Linked DNA regions of Homo sapiens: region 1 is linked to region 2. A link is an interaction called in ENCODE POLR2A ChIA-PET data of the cell type or tissue named here. Cell type or tissue: MCF 10A. All regions are shown on one strand.

Region 1 (2,500 bases), 52 kb before region 2:
AACTGAAGACAACTACAGGCATCCCTTATTTTATTGGAAGAAGGTACCACCTAGGACTTTCACAGCTAGAGAAGAGAAGTAAATGCCTGGCTCCAAAGCTTCAAAGAACAGGCAGAGCCTCCTGTTAGGGGCTAATGCAGCTTGACTTGAAGTTGAAGTCAACGCACATTGACCATTCTGAAAATCTAGAGCCTTTAAGAATGGCGCTAAATCTACTCTACCTGTGCTCTATAAATGGAACAGAGCCTGGATGACAGCACCTGTGTACAGCATGGTTTACTGAATGTTTTAAGACCACTGTTGAGACCCAGTGTTCAGAAAAAGATTACTTTCAAAATATTACTGCTCAGAGACAATGCACCTGATCACTTAAGAGTGCCGATGCAGACATATAAGGAAATTAATGTTCTTTTCATGCCTGTTAATATAACATCTGTTCTGCAGCCCAAGGATCAAGGACAAATTTTTAACTTTCGAGTCTTATTATTTAAGAAATACATTTCATATGGTTATTGCTGCCATAGATATTGATTTCTCTGACGGATCTGGGCAAAGTAAATTGAAACCCTTCTGGAAAGGATTCACTATTCTAGATGCCATTAAGAACATTCATGACTCATGGGAGGAGATCAAAATATCAACATGAATAGGAGTCTGGAAGAAGTTGATTCCAATGCTCATGGATGACTTGGAGAGGTTCCAGACTTCAGTGTAAGAAGTAACTGCAGATGTGACAGAAATAGCAAGAGACAGCAATTCCAAGAGCAATTCCACAGACCCTCTAAAGAAAGGAGACTGCTCCTGTAGGACCCAGGTGAACCCTCAAAACTGTGAGTGCCCCAACTGTGGAAGTTGGGAAAGGGAGACCCTCCTCTCCTAAACACACACCCCCACTGGAAAAGCTGAAGGTCTGTTTGTGGGAGAAGTTTCTGACTTTATCTGGAGCTGAGTCAATGTGGAGAGCCAAGTGAAATACAGGGGTAGAGGAAGCAGCAGAAAGGCCCTGGGAGCTTGCTGGGTGCCTTAGCAGGCTACTCCTGCCTGGCACCTCAGGGATCCAGCGGGAGAGGAGCAGGGGGTAAAACTACACAGGAAGAAGCAAATCTCTAGCTGAACTTAGTAACAATTTGAACAGGGTGAGAAGCCTCCTGGCCAGAACCAGGGGGAGGGTGCAAATCCAGTATGCAGACTCTACAGGCCTGGGAAAAATCCAGACCTTTTATTTCGCAACTAGGAGGCGAGTAGCCTGGGGCAGGTTTTCAAGCTGGTATTGCTCTCTGCCTGGAAACAGTCTGGGGGCTGATAAGGGACACGCAGGGAGTGAGACCAGCCCTTCGGTTTGCATGGGAGCTGGGTGAGGCCTGTGACTGCCGGCTTTCCCCCACTTCCCTGACAACCTGCATGACTCAGCAGAGGCAGCCATAATCCTCCCACGTACACAACTCCAGTGACCTGGGACTCTCACTCCCATCCGCCACAGCAGCCGCAGCAAGACCCACCCAAGGAGAGTCTGAGCTCAGACATGCCTAGCCCTGCCCCCACCTGATGGTCCTTCCCTACCCACTCTGGTAGCCGAAGACAAAAGGCATATAATCTTGGAAGTTCTAGGGCCCCGTCCACTGCCGGTTCTTCCCCGTAATACCACAGCTGATGCTGTCTGGAAAGCACCACCTCCTAGCAGGAGGCCAACCAGCACAAAAATAGAGCATTAAACCACCAAAGCTAAGAACACTCACAGAGTCCATTGTACTCCCTACCACCTCCACAGGAACAGGTGTTGGTATCCATGGCTGAGAGATCCATAGACAGTTCACATCATGGGAGTCTGTGCAGACAACCCCCAGTACCAGCCCAGAGCCAGGTAGACTTGCTGGGTGGCTAGACCCAGAAGAGAGACAACAATCACTGCAGTTCAGCTCACTGGAAGCCACATCCATAGGAAAAGGCGGAGAGTACTACATCAAGGGAACATCCTATGGGACAAAAGAATATGAACAACAGCCTTCAGTGCTAGACCTTCCTTCTGACAGAGCCTACCCAAATGAGAAGGAACCAGAAAACCAACCCTGGTAATATGACAAAACAAGGCTCTTCAACACCCCCCCAAAAATCACACTAGTTCACCAGCAATGGATCCAAACCAAGAAAAAAATCCCTGATTTACCTGAAAAAGAATTCAGGAGGATAGTTATTAAGCTAATTAGGGAGGGACCAGAGAAGGTGAAGCCCAATGCAAGGCAATACAAAATATGGTACCAGAAGTGAAGGAAGAAATGTTCAAGGAAATAGACTGCTTAAAGAAAATACAGTAAAAAATTCAGGAAAGTTTGGACACACTTTTAGAAATGCAAAGTGCTCTGGAAAGTCTCAGTAATAGAATTGAACAAGTAAAAGAAATTCAGAGCTTGAAGACAAGGTCTTCAAATTAACCCATTCCAACAAAGACAAAGAAAAAAGAATAAGAAAATATGAACAAAGCCTCCAAGAAGTCTGGGATTAT
Region 2 (2,500 bases):
CAAAAAAGCTCTCATTCTCTTTATGGCTGCACAGTATTCCATAGTGTATATGTACCACATTTTCTTTATCTAGTCTATCATTGATGGGCATTTAGGTTGATTCCATGTCTTTGCATTGTGAGTAGTATTGCAATGAACGTACATATGCATATGTCTTTATAATAGAATGATTTATATTCCTTTGGGTATATACCCAGTAATGAGATTGCTGAGTCAAATGGTATATTTGTCTTTAGGTCTTTGAGGAATCACCACACTGTCTTCCACAATGTTTGAACTAATTCACACCAACAGTGTATAAGCGTTCCTTTTTCTCCACAACCTCGCTGGCATCTGTTATTTATTGACTTTTTAGTAATAGCCATTCTGACTGGTGTGAGATGGTATCTCATTGTGGTTTTGATTTGCATTTCTCTAATGAAGATCTGTGATTATTTTAAGCCAGCTGCTTATAATGAGAACATGTGAGTTTTAAAGGAATGTTTATAAATTATATTTTATAACAACTTCGCTTGGAAGGTTTTATCTAAAAAACATCACACTCAGAGAACTCCCGTGTGATAGGCCCCAGGGACCACCGTTAAGTACTGTGATAGCTTGTGTAAAGGAAACTCTTTGGGGGATACTGGGTAAATAATGGGCTTTCATTCAATTTAACACGTGTGTATTGAGGGCTTACTATCTGCCAGGGGATATTCTCAGTGCAGGTAATAGAGCAATGGACAAAATAGGCAAAACCTCCTGTTCTCATGAGCTTACGATCTATTATGGGTAGAGAGACAACAAGCAAAATAATTGAATAAGATGAGGAAAGTGCTCTGTGCCTGTTCTGGGCAGCCTCTGCTTGCTTTGTTCCTCCCCTGGTAGGAATGTAAGCTTCTGGTGCTGAGTTAGGTTCAGGGACTAGAAGAGTCCAAAGAATGTGAGCCTCCCTTTAATGGAATTAAAAGCTTCCAGTTCTTTCTGGGCCATGATATAACCTATGACTGCAAAAGACCAGTGGTACCATACAAAGGTAGCTTCCTTGTCGATTCTAGCAAGACTTCCCTGCACAGAGCAAAGCTATAGGGAATCAAGGTAGGGGGCAAAGGGGCAAAGTCATGACAAAATGTGCTGCTTTTCATTCCAGCAGAGTTGTGCAAGTATGTACATGTGTGTGCAATCTCTTCTCCCAACAAAAGATCTACCTGCAATACTTCGCTTATTTAAAAAAATTATTCATTAGTAAAATTACTCATCCTCTGTTCTCTGACCATAAAAAAAAATAGCACCGTAATAGTTCACAGAAAGTAATAATTCAAGACATTCAAAGCAGGTGAGTATGTCATAGGCAACTACTCAGGCTCTTGCTTAAACCCTGGGTGCCCAGTAGTTTGCAGCTGTGTGGCACATCAAAAGAATTTATGATACATGGTAACTTTCTTAAAGCTTCATGGCTCAGCTGGGAATGGTGACTCATGCCTGTAATCCCAGCACTTTGGGAGGCCGTGGCAGGAGGACTGCTTGAGCCCAGGTGTTCAAAAACAGCTTAGGCAATATAGGGAGAAGCTGTTTCTACAAAAAAGTAAAAAATTAGCCAAGCATGGTGGCGTACACCTGTAACCCTAGCTTACTTGGGAGGCTGAGGTGGGAGGATCATTAGAGACTGGGAGGCAGAGGTTGCAGTGAGCTGAGATCTCACCACTGCATTCCAGCCTGGGCAACACAGCAAGACCCTGTCTCAAAAAAAGGAGGTGGGGGGGGGTCATAGTTTTATTGGAATCATAAAGAACAGAACAGGCCAGGCACGGTGGCTCACGTCTGTAATCCCAGCACTTTGGGAGGCAGAGGCGGGTGGCTCATCTGAGGTCGGGAGTTTGAGACCAGCCTGACCAACATAGAGAAACCCTGTCTCTACTAAAAATCCAAAATTAGCTGGGCTTGGTGGCACATGCCCATAATCCCAGCTACTTGGGAGACTGAGGCAGGAGAATCAGTTGGAACCGGGAGGTGGAGGTTGCGGTGAGCCGAGATCACACCATTGCACTCCAGCCTGGGCAACAAGAGCAAAACTCCGTCTCAAAAACATAAAAAATAAAAAGAACAAAATAAACACCTTCCAAGAAATAACTAAAATTAGTTTAGTCTTCCAGCGCAGTTGTAAATGCAGAATTCAACATTCCGATATTACCATCTCATTTAAAAAGTTATCCTTTTTGTGCAGTTATTACAAACAAGTCAACCAACCCCAGTTACAGCTGGCACCTATGAAGGAGCCAACCTGGAGGTTCAATAAAAACTTTAAAACAGCCCAATGCCCATCTTTCAGAAGCATGGCATGATAGTGTTGCTTCTGACTCTAAAAAATAAAAAATGTACTTTTTTAGAAACCATGTATGTCAGTATAATTGCTACTTACTTATGAGTCAAGATCACAATTAAAGTACCTACCATCAAGTGAAAGAGTATGTAATTCATCTGGTAGGAGCTAAACTATTTTTACCTGAACAATTTCTTCTAA

The links. Peaks named below come from ENCODE experiments on the same cell type or tissue, not always from the same donor. Only the 100,000 strongest peaks of a DNase experiment are listed, where the experiment ranks them.
Region 1: POLR2A ChIA-PET joins it to region 2 with 11 read pairs; 3 of 35 experiments call an interaction of 5 or more read pairs at or near these places.

The regions. Positions count from the first base shown.
Region 1 is chr13:76,916,606-76,919,105 of GRCh38, forward strand. No RefSeq gene overlaps it. Among named protein-coding and RNA genes, the nearest start is that of ACOD1, 31 kb to the right of the region's middle. RefSeq lists enhancers at 580-1,251, 716-1,915. In MCF 10A, no CTCF peak of the experiment used is centred here; a DNase peak (open chromatin) is centred at 1,236.
Region 2 is chr13:76,968,783-76,971,282 of GRCh38, forward strand. All of the region lies in intron 1 of LOC105370269 (a long non-coding RNA gene), which reads right to left. Among named protein-coding and RNA genes, the nearest start is that of ACOD1, 22 kb to the left of the region's middle. In MCF 10A, no CTCF peak of the experiment used is centred here; a DNase peak (open chromatin) is centred at 1,429.